Regions from separate parts of the Mus musculus genome. Here region 2 is linked to region 1. A link is a loop called in an ENCODE intact Hi-C map of the cell type or tissue named here. Cell type or tissue: left cerebral cortex. All regions are shown on one strand. Each heading gives the region's core, and the rest is flanking DNA. Links, peaks and the distances in the headings are about the cores only.

Region 1 (5,318 bases), core at 319-5,318:
AGCCCTGTCTGAGAGAGAGAGAGAGAGAGAGAGAGAGAGAGAGAGAGAGAAAATGGCCCTTAGTTCTCAATAAGCTTTTATCATGCACAACAGATAGGATAGGGACTACAGACTGTGGGAAACAAGGGAGTATAGTGCTTTTTGTTTCCAAAACCTAAATTCTGGTATTTGAGCTTCATTTTTAGTTAGTATGTATGTATCTATGTATCTATCTATGTGTTTTTTTTAGACAGAGTTTCTCTGTGTAGCCCTGGCAGCCTGGAGTACTGAGATTAAAGGCCTGCACCACCAGACTGGCTTTTTTCCCTGCATGTGTGCATCTTGGTGGTGTTAGGTGCGTGTTCATATAGGTGCCCTCAGGCCAGAAGTGTCAGAGCCACAGAGTTTAGTTACAGGCAGTTGTGAGATGCCTGATGCGGGTGCTGGGAATTGAACTCCCATCCTTTGCAATACCAAATGCTTTTAACTACCGAGTCAAATCTATAAACTTCATTTTGTTTAAAAGGGAAGCAGGCCGGGCAGAGGTGGCGCACGCCTTTAATCCCAGCACTCGGGAGGCAGAGGCAGGCGATTTCTGAGTTCGAGGCCAGCCTGGTCTACAAAGTGAGTTCCAGGACAGCCAGGGCTACACAGAGAAACCCTGTCTCGAAAAACAACAACAAACAACAACAAAAGGGAAGCAGGTACTTGGCTCCAGCTGTTCCTTTATCCAATAATGCAAACTAATTCAGACTCTTGAACTTTAAAAAAAAAACACATTTATTTAATGTATATGAGTGCTCTATCTGCGTGCACATCTACCAGAAGAGGGCATCAGATTCCAGTATAGATGGTTGTCAGCCATCATGAGGTTGCTGGGAATAAATTCAGGACTTCCAAAAGAGCAGCCAGTGCTCCTAACGTCTGAGCCATCTCTCCAGCCTGACTTTAGAATTTTTGAAGATACATTAGAAGTCTAACTTTATATGCTAATTTTGCTGTGCTCATGTTAAATGCACATAACTGGATTTTGATTAGTCTATAAATGTTACAGAAGTTCTCAACCTGGGCTCTGGACTTGAGTTTAAATTCTGGCTCTATCATTTATCTGTTGTGTATAGCTGAGTGTAAAAAAATATCAACTGTGAGTTTTCCTTTCTGTATCACACACGATAAAAATGTGTGTCCTGGAGAAGGACTTAAAATCTTTTACATTTCTTCCTTTTTGTCAGACTTTTATGCAAATGTTTCATTCCTTCCCACCCTGTCAAACCTTTGTCTGCACAGAGGCCCACTACTCTATTCTAGGGATTTGATGGCCTGGGACAGTGACTGCTTTGCCCTCCTCCATTTCCGGTGCACCAATTCTTTTCAGACTAGCCAGCTGAATAAGATTGTGAGGCCAGGCCCCAACCAATGGGAAAAAGACACAGTCACTGCCTGAGGTAGAATACAAACTAAAAATCTTTCTTTGTGTGTTCACTCTCTCAAGCCCATCTTCTTTTGTTGTTGTTGTTGGTGGTGGTGGTGGTGGTGGGATGTTTTTTGGTTTTGTTTTGTTTTTGTTTTTTCCCGAGATAGGGTTTCTCTGTATATCCCTCAATGTCCTGGAATTCACTCTGTAGACCAGGCAGGACTACTCAAACTCAGAAATCTTCCTGCCTCTGCCTCACAAGTGCTGGCCATAAAGGTGTGCCACCTGGCTATTACAGGCTTCTTAGGATCAAATGAGAGGCTGAACGCATTTGGTATTCCAGGTGGGACTGAGATGTAAACTCCTTGCAGAGTGCTTTGCCTCCCATCAATGATATCTGGTTTGATTCCCAGCAGGGCAAAACCAAACAACACCTGTGAGGTGCATCCAGCAAGCTTCCAAGTTAGTGGAAAGGACACTAAACAAAGCTCATCTGGGAATTACTAGAAGGTTTTATTGTGGCAGTGGAATTTTAATAGGAACTTGATGGGTAAACAACTGGGTGGAGACGTGGGATGGATGAAAAAGTACAACTTTGGTCCACGCAAGGAGAGCGCTAGAAGGCCAGAAAGCAGTCCTTGCTAGTTGAAAGAAACGCCGCCGTGTGGATTTAAAATGGACAGACACTTCCCTGGGAGCCACGACTGTTACGGGGCTGCAAGGAGCCCCTACTTAGGTTAAGGCTAGTAGTCCTAGCAAACTGAGACTTGACACAGTTTTGACCGGAGTTAACTTCCTAAGCAGAAAAACCACACCCACCAAGTCTCCAGTAGGGCTGGAAACCCAGCAGAGACAAGGAAGCAGAGATTGGCTTGGGGTAGTACTGAGCAAATTTTCTAGGACGCAGGAGGTCATCCACATGGCACAAAGCAGTCCCTTTGGCAACTGAGAGTTCACCGGAAGCCTCCAAGGCTCAAAAGACAAGGCATGAGGCTTCACAGCTCCAAAGGCTACAATTCAGGTTGAGAAAATTTGGTCAGTGTGTGCGTCCTCTGTTAAAAGGAGAGAGGGCGCCCCCTGGGAAGAGTGCTGGGTAGAGATGGTTGGAAGACTCAGATGAGGACTGAAGAGGGAGGGGTGGGGGTTAAGATGGGGGTAGCCTACTCGTCAATTTTCTTTTCGCAGAAGCTAACTGTCCGGCATGATGGATTCCTGGGCTTCCAAAACGGCTGGGCTGAAAGGGAGCTCGAAAAAATAACTGCAGCCACACGCCCCGTGCCAGAACTGGTTACTTTCTTGAATACTTTTAACGCTAATTCAGCGTGGAGGTGAGTATTAATCATAACCCCTTTCGGGTAAGAAACTTAGGTCTGATGACTTCCTACGGTGGAAAGGAGATTTTGTATATTCCAAGGTCGTCTTCCTTTGGTTCGCACCACGTGTAAGGTATTAATTTGCAAAGGTTTAAGATAGGAAGCATCGTGTGCGAGACGTCCAGTCTTTATAAGGAACAACAGCGTGGGTATACTTTTCGGAGAGAACCACGCCTCCCTTGTCGCGACAATATTGGTTATGGTTTGCGTTCTTTTAAAATATGAAATCTTCACGATCCGAAAAGGCGGACATTCTATATTCCCAGGTCACTCCGATGTTTCTCTCTCCCGCACTGATTCCCACAGGTGACATCAATTCTCCGCCACTGGAGAATGAAAACTTGGGACTACATTTCCCTGCAAGCCCTTTAGAAAAGGAGGCCAAGAGCAAAGAGACTTTCCGTTTCCGTCCGCTAGCAATTTGGCGTGTTCACGGTGATACATATTTCAACAGTAGCGTCCTTTCTCTGTACAACTAAAGCAGAGACTACATAACCCACCAGGTACCGGCACCGAGGGGCAAGCGACTAGGTTGCCATCTCTGTAGTAGTCCTCTCCTACACATCCGCCGAGAATAGTATTAGCGGTTGGACTACAAATCCCATAGCATCATGTGCTCCTTCACCCTCCATCTTTGTGGTAGTCCCCGCCCCGCTCACTTCCATTGTCTCGACAGAAGATAAAGAGGGGAGCGAGGAAGACTACAATTCCCGTCTGGCTTTGCATCATCGAGTGCGGGATTTTGATAGTTCAGGCGGGCGAGGAGCTCCAAGTGGTAGAATGAAGCAGCCAGGAAAGGTTAGGTATCCTGCCATCTTTACGGTAGTCTCTTTATCCTCCCGGTTCTGGCATTCTTAAAGGAACATAGGAAGGCTAGAAAACTACTATTCCCATCCCACTTCATAAGATCGACTTATTAGGTGTACGCCCCTCGATCGCCATCTTGCTTGTAGTCCTCGTTTCTTTTCACCTTTCCATTGTTCCTGATGAGTAGAAATGGCAGCGGGAAGGCAGCAGCTGGACTGCGACTCCCGTCAGGTACCACACGCGCGGAGGGTTGTGGACCAGAGGGCGTGTGAGTGCCTGGAAAGGAGGTCGGGTCGGGGGAAAAGGCCATCTTGCTTGTAGTCATTCTTCCCGCTCCTTCTCTATGTCCTGCTACGGGGAGTCTCGGGTCAACTGGACTATAATTCCCGCCATGCTCGGCTTCCAGCGTGGCATCCTTCTCGCCATCGTATTTGTAGTACCGGCTGGCCCTTGTGTCCCACTTTTCCCACGATAGTGCTAGAATTTGGAGAACTACAACTCCCGTCGTGCTTTGCACGCGCTCGTCCTGGAAAGTAAAGGTGGTGAAGGAAGGAGGGAGAAGGGGGCGGGGTTCCTCTGGGAGAAGGAGGGAGTAAAAAGGAGGAGGAGGTGGGAAGAAGGGAGGGAAGAGGGAGGAGAGGAGGAAGGAGGAAGGAGCTGAGGAGGGATGAGAGCGGCGACCTGGGCCCAGGGCCGAAGCAGCGCGAGGCTAGGGGAGTAGGGGTGCTAAGACATCCCAACTGCCCCCACCCCCTTCCTGCCTCTGCCCCATCCTTTCCTTATACCCTCCCATTTTAGGAGTGGATTTATTCAAATTTTATTTAAATCTTTATATCTTGAGGGTCGCGCGTTTGAAGGGGGGAGGGCGGGGGCGCGTGCAGGCTGGGGGGGGCGGGGCCGGAGCAGCTTCCTTCACCCCCCTCTGCGCGCCCTGTCTCTGTAGGTCAGGGGGCCGCAGTACAGGGGCGGACCCAGGGGAGGGGGGCAGGTTGCAGCGACCCCCCCCTCCCCGGGAACCGGCGGTGGGCGGGGTTTGAACCCCGGAAACGGTGGGGGGCCCCTGGTCTTTCCCTGGACCCCTGGGCAGTTGGAGCTGGGAAGGGGCCAGTTAAGGGTCGGGGGCTTTGGGGAAAGGTGGGGGTGGGGAGCTGAGACTCATACCCGGGACTGAGTGGGGCCCGGGCAAAAGCTGAGCACCCTGCGCCCGAGGAGCCCCCGTTGGCCTGGGGGGGCTGAGGGACTGAGCCCCCCAGAGCAGGACCTCCCCCTGGAAGGGCCGCGCCGCAGCCCGTGGGAGGGCCTCGCCCCCGGCGCTCCCCATCTCCACTCGCTGCTGTCCCGGCCTCCGCCGGAGGGAGGGGCCGAGCGCCCTCGGGGGGCCGTGGACCCCGGCGTTCTGAGCGTTCAGCGCCCCGCGCCGCCCGGCCCCCCCGCCGCCGATGGCCGCCGACCCGCCGGGAGCTGCCGAGAAGGGAGAGATGGCTCCCGGGACACGTGTGAGGTGGGTTCATGCGGCTCCTCCTCACCCCCAGACCTGGGCAGCTCCCACTCCCATTCATCCTCAGCCTGGCCTCTCCCTTCCTTCCCCGCCCCCAGCCTCACCCTCCCTTTGCTCCAAACTCCTTCTCCAACCTTCTCTCCTATAACCTCCAACCCCAGGGAAGTGGCCTTCCTTCCCCGACCCTGCTGCCCCTTGCAGACCTCCCCCTCCACCCCGCCTCCAGTCGCCGCCCTCTAGGCCCCTC
Region 2 (5,375 bases), core at 315-5,314, 87 kb before region 1:
ATTTCTGTGAGTGAGTGTGAGCGCACATGTGTGAGCATTTGCATGAGGTGTGTATGAACATGTGTATGTGCACAAGGTGTGTGTGCACATGAGGGGCCCATGTGGGTACCTGTAGGTGAAGGCCAGAGAGACCAGACTCCAGTGTTCTTCCCTAAGAGCTATGCATTTTAGTTACACAGAGGATTTCAGTGGGACCAGGCTACTTGGGCCCCGGGCCCCAGGCCCCAAGGACCTGCAAGGCGTCTCTGTCTCCCTAGCGCTATGTACAAGTGGATATCACCATACTCAGCTTTTAAAATGTGCCTTCTGGAGGTTGGACTCAGCCCTTACTCTTCTGAGACAAGTATGTCACCAAACGAATTATCATCCAGCCACTCGGGCATTTAAACTCTGCCTCTGCTTATTAAAGATCTTTCTCTTTTACTTTTTTTCTTCCTTTCTCTTTCTTTAAATTTTGTAGCTGATGTTGTCGTGGAGGCTGGTCGCAAACTCTCTGTCCTACCTCAGCCTTCCCAGTGGCACTGCAGACCCATGCCAGCAGAGCTAGCATAGGTATCACTATTATTATTTATCATCATTCTTACCTTTATTTATTTATGTGTGTGCATGTGCACACATGCAAGCCATAGTATGAATGTGAAAGTCAGAGGACAACTTCTGGGCGTGGAGCCTGTCCTCCCATTACATGGGTCACAGAGTTCGAACTCAGGTTGTCAGCCTGGGTGACAAACACCTTTCCCTGCTGACTCGCCCCCTTATAGGTTCCTCTGTTTTTTTGTTTTTTAAGATTTATTTATTTTATTTATATGAGTACACTGCAGCTGTCTTCAGACACCCCAGCAGAGGGCATCAGATCCTGTTACAGATGGTTGTGAGCCACCATGTGATTGCTGGAATTTGAACTCAGGACCTCTGGAAGTATAGTCCAGAGGTCTTTTAACTGCTGAGCCATTTCTCTAGCCCCATATAGGAACGTTTTATTCATATAAATCTTACATTTATTTTATAATGTAGTTATACTACTTGGAAACAACTTGAGTCGTTTTAAGATCTATTTATTTTATGTGTATGAGTGTTCTGCCTGCCTGTATGTATGTGAATGACCTACTTGTATCTAAGGAGGTCAGAAGCCTGTGGCACATTTCTTTTTTTTTTTTTTTTTAAAGATTTATTTATTTATTTAATGTAAGTACACTGTAGCTGTCTTCAGATGCACCAGAAGATGGCATCAGGATCTCGGGTGGTTGTGAGCCACCATGTGGTTGCTGGGACCTGAACTTCGGACCTTTGGAAGAGCAGTCGGGTGCTCTTACCCACTGAGCCATCTCACCAGCCCCATATGGCACATTTCTTAATTGTTTTTCAAGGCACGACTTCTCTGTGTTGTCCTGGCTGGCCTGAAAGTCAGTATGCGCATCGGTTTGGTCTTTAATTCATAGACCTCTGCCTGCCTCTGCCTTACAAAGGCTGGGATTAACGGAACTACCCTCAGCTTGAATTTCTTAAAAGAGAAATTTACCAAACCCTTTAAAATACAAAATTCCATGGTACTAAAGACATTTATAAGCCGGACGAAGAGGCAAACACTTGGAATCCTAGTAGGGAGATCCCAAATTCAAGCCCAGCCAGGACTACACTGTAAGACTCAGTGTCAAAGCACAAACACTGTAAGCAAATGTACACGACAGGGTCTCACAGTGGCTTGCTGGGGAGAGGCTGCTAAGCCTGAGGGTCTGGGTTTGATACTCAGGACCCACACTGTGGAAACTGAAAACTGATTCCTGAAACACACACACTCACACACACACACACACACACACACACACACACACACACGCATGCGCACACACACACAAACGTATGCACACACACACACTCACACACACACACACGTGCACACACTCACACATACACAAACATATGCACACACACACGCACACATGCATGCGCACACACTCACGTGCACACACTCACGCACACACAAACGTATGCACACACGCGCATGCACACACGTGTAAGATAGATGTAACATGTTTATATGTAGTTACAGTGCTGCACTGTCAACCTCACTGTCCATTCGGGAGCTATTTTATAAGCCTGACACCACAGTTACTAAAACATAAGCCCAGGTTTAAGCTCCCTACTCTTTTCTGGTTACTTTTCTTCTAGTTTATGTCTCTGAATTTGCTTATTCGAGGTGTCTAATATAAGTGGGATAATATGTTTGTCTTTTTTTTTTTTTTTTCTTATTGTTGATGTGTAAGGGTATTTTGCCTTTGTGTATGTCTGTGCACCATGTGCATGCAGTGCCCGCAGAGGCCAGAAGAGGGCACCAGATCCCCTGAAATGGAGTTACACGTGGTTGTGAGCTGCCAAGTGGGTCCCTGGAAGAGCAACCAGTGCTCTTAAGAACTGGTATCGCTCTAGTATTTGTCTTTGTGTCTGACCTATTTTACCTAATGTAATGTTTTAGAGTTCACCAATGTTAGGTCAGAATTTTGTTCCTTTTTAAGACTGAAGAACTATCCCATTCCATACACAGCTGTTATTCTGTCAGTTAGCACTCCTGCTGACAGACATAGACGTGCTTTCCCTCCAGCTGCTCCGAGTGGGTTACCAACCAGCTCCCTTCTTCAGTGCCTTGACTTTTCATCAAAAGAGTTATGTGGTGGGCATCTACCTTCCTCCACAGGCCCCCTTCCTTCCTTCTTGGCTAACTCCCAAGAATAGAGGGACTCTATAGAGGAGGTGGAGGCACATGCCTTTAATCCCAACACAAGGGGGCAGGGGGTGGCAGATCTCTGAGTTTGAGACCAGCCTGGTCTACAGAGTGAGTTCTAAGTAATCCAGGACTTCAGAGAGAAACCCTACCTCAAACACAACAACAAAAGTGAGCTGGAGACGCAGTTGTTTTGTAAGTTGAAGTCACGCTAAAACCCCTCCCTCTCCCTTTCTTTCTGGCAGTCTTGGTCACTACGGAGCACACTCTGGTCTGGAGCTCATTATGTGACCCAGGTTATCCTTGAACTTCTGGTAATTCTTCTTTCTGCCCCAGCCTTCCAAGTGCTGAAACTACAGTGTGTGCCTCCTCCCTTCCCCTACATATAATGTAAGCAACATGCTTAAAATATATATTGGTATTTTATATAAATGTATATATTCACATATAATTGAATATATATGTATATGTTAGATTTTTAAGTTTTATTTTATAAGTGTTTTGCCTGCATACATGTTTGTATACCATATGTATATGGTGCCTGTGGAGACCAGAAGAGGGCATTAGATCCCCTTGAACTGGAGTTATAGACTGTTGTGAGCTACCACGTGCATGGTAGAACTCAACCTGAGTCCTCTGAAAGAGCAGCAAGTGTGCTTAATCACTGAGCCATCTCACTAGTGTGTGTGTGTGTGTGTGTGTGTGTGTGTGTGAGTGTGTGTGTTCACGAATGCTCTCCGTACTCTACAAGAAGCATCCTGTTGCCAGGTGGTGGTGGCACACGCCTTTAATCCCAGCACTTGGGAGGCAGAGGCAGGCGGATCTCTGAGCTTAAGGCTAGCCTGGTCTACAAAGTGAGTTCCAGGGCAGCCAGGGCTACACAGAGAAACCCTGTCTCGAAAAAAAAAAACAAAAAACAAAAAAAAAAGAAGCAGCATCCTGTTCACCAAATGTGTACTGAGCAGAGGAACAAGAAAGAGTGGTCTGGGGCTGGAGAGATGGCTCAGCGGTTAAAAGCACTGACTGCCCTTCCAGAGGTCCTGAGTTCAATTCCCAGCAACCACATGGTGGCTCACAATCATCTGTAATGGGATCTGACGACCTCTTCTGGTGTCTCTGAGAGAGCTACAGGTACTCATACACATAAAGTCAATAAATAAATCTTTACAAAAAAAAAGAAAAAAAGAAAGAAAGAAAGAGTGGTCTGGCCAGGTGAAGTAGCTCTGGCTTTTAATCCCAGCACTCAGGAGACAGAGGCAGGTGGATCTCTGTGAGTCTGAGTTTAGTCTGGTCTACAAAGAGAGTTCTAGAGCCGGGCGTGGTGGCACACGCCTTTAAGCCCACTTGGGAGGCAGAGGCAGGTGGACTTCTGAGTTCAAGGCCAGCCTGGTCTACAAAGTGAGTTCCAGGATAGCCAGGGCTACACAGAGAAACCCTGTCTCGAAAAACCAAAAAAAAAAAAAAAAAAAAAAAAAGGAGCCTAAGGATCTTTTTCTAGTTCTTCTAGTCCTGTTTCAGAGGCCTCAGTGCCCATGCTGGTCAGTCAGGCAACAACAATAGGCACAATGGTGAATCGGAGCCTGAAGGGGCTAAAGTTGAGCACACAGGAAGCACTGTGAGGATCCACACCCACTGCAGCATCCAACTACAATGCCCAGGTCTCCATGTCATGGGAAAGCGATCTAAGTTTAATAAGCAGGGGAGCTGGGATTAAATCTTCATGCTCTTTGTCTCTAGAGCCTAAGCTCTTAACGGTACTTGTAGATGCCGTTAACTTGAAGGGGTTAACGTCTTTAATCAATTAATTATCAATCAATTAAGCAGTTGACTAATTAATGGTTTGTGTGCACGTGTGGGCATGCCTGTGCTACTGTGCACATGAGACTTCCTCCTTGTTTAGGGCATGTCCCCACCCTCGTTTGCCACCGTGCTGGGTGAGCTGGGTTAGCTGGCCTGTGACTTCTCTTGTCTCTGCTCCCTCCTTCCTGTATCCATCCAGCATTATGGTCCAGAGTCCTCATGTCTAACTTTTCTCTTCTCCTCCTCCCCATTAGATTCCTATCATTACAGAGCTGCCTTCCCAGCACCACAAAGCCCGGTTGTGAACACATAGGCTTTCCATCCCGAAATCAAGTAAGTTCATGGACAATGACAAAATTCTACGAATAGTCATCTCTGAAGAACGTTCTGGTAAAATTTGAAAAGTAGAAATCCTAGAAGCCATTTCCTGATCAAAATGAAACTGACAATAATATAAAATTTGCCCTTTAGAAATGTAGAACCACAAATACCACCTTAAATTTTCCGTAGGCAGCTGGGTGTAGTGGTGCACACCTTGAATCCCAGCACTTGGGAGGCAGAGGCGGCCTGATCCGACTGGATGAATTATTCCAGCCATGGGGTGAGCACAGGTTATTTACCGAATGGAATATTATGAAACCAGCAAGAATCATGTTGAGAACGTCAGTGACATACAGGCTTTGCTTCTTAAAGATGTCCTCTTATTTACTGAATAAGTAAATATTTCTTTTGTAAAATGGAAAACCCCGGACTCTGCCCTTGAGGCTCAGTTCAAAAGGAGTCTTCTCCATAGAACTCTCTGGATTTTTCCCACTAGAGGCAACCTGGCCCCTCCTGGGATTTCTCAGCATCTGAC

What was found. Peaks named below come from ENCODE experiments on the same cell type or tissue, not always from the same donor. Only the 100,000 strongest peaks of a DNase experiment are listed, where the experiment ranks them.
Region 2: a loop joins it to region 1, with 2.8 times the contacts of the local background. A loop is called at or near these places in 6 of 42 quality-filtered maps.

Annotation. Positions count from the first base shown.
Region 1 is chr7:127,742,064-127,747,381 of GRCm38, forward strand. Fbxl19 (F-box and leucine-rich repeat protein 19) reads left to right here and starts at 4,712. Exons shown (of 11, transcript NM_172748.2): 1 at 4,712-5,074. In left cerebral cortex, for the core only: CTCF peaks have their summits at 789 (motif pointing right), 2,460, 2,659 and 3,172; DNase peaks (open chromatin) are centred at 2,470, 3,482, 3,900, 4,886 and 1 more place; H3K4me3 peaks cover 2,864 bases; H3K27ac peaks cover 2,888 bases.
Region 2 is chr7:127,654,814-127,660,188 of GRCm38, forward strand. No RefSeq gene overlaps it. Among named protein-coding and RNA genes, the nearest start is that of Gm51458, 20 kb to the left of the region's middle. In left cerebral cortex, for the core only: CTCF peaks have their summits at 831 (motif pointing right) and 2,319 (motif pointing right); a DNase peak (open chromatin) is centred at 2,329.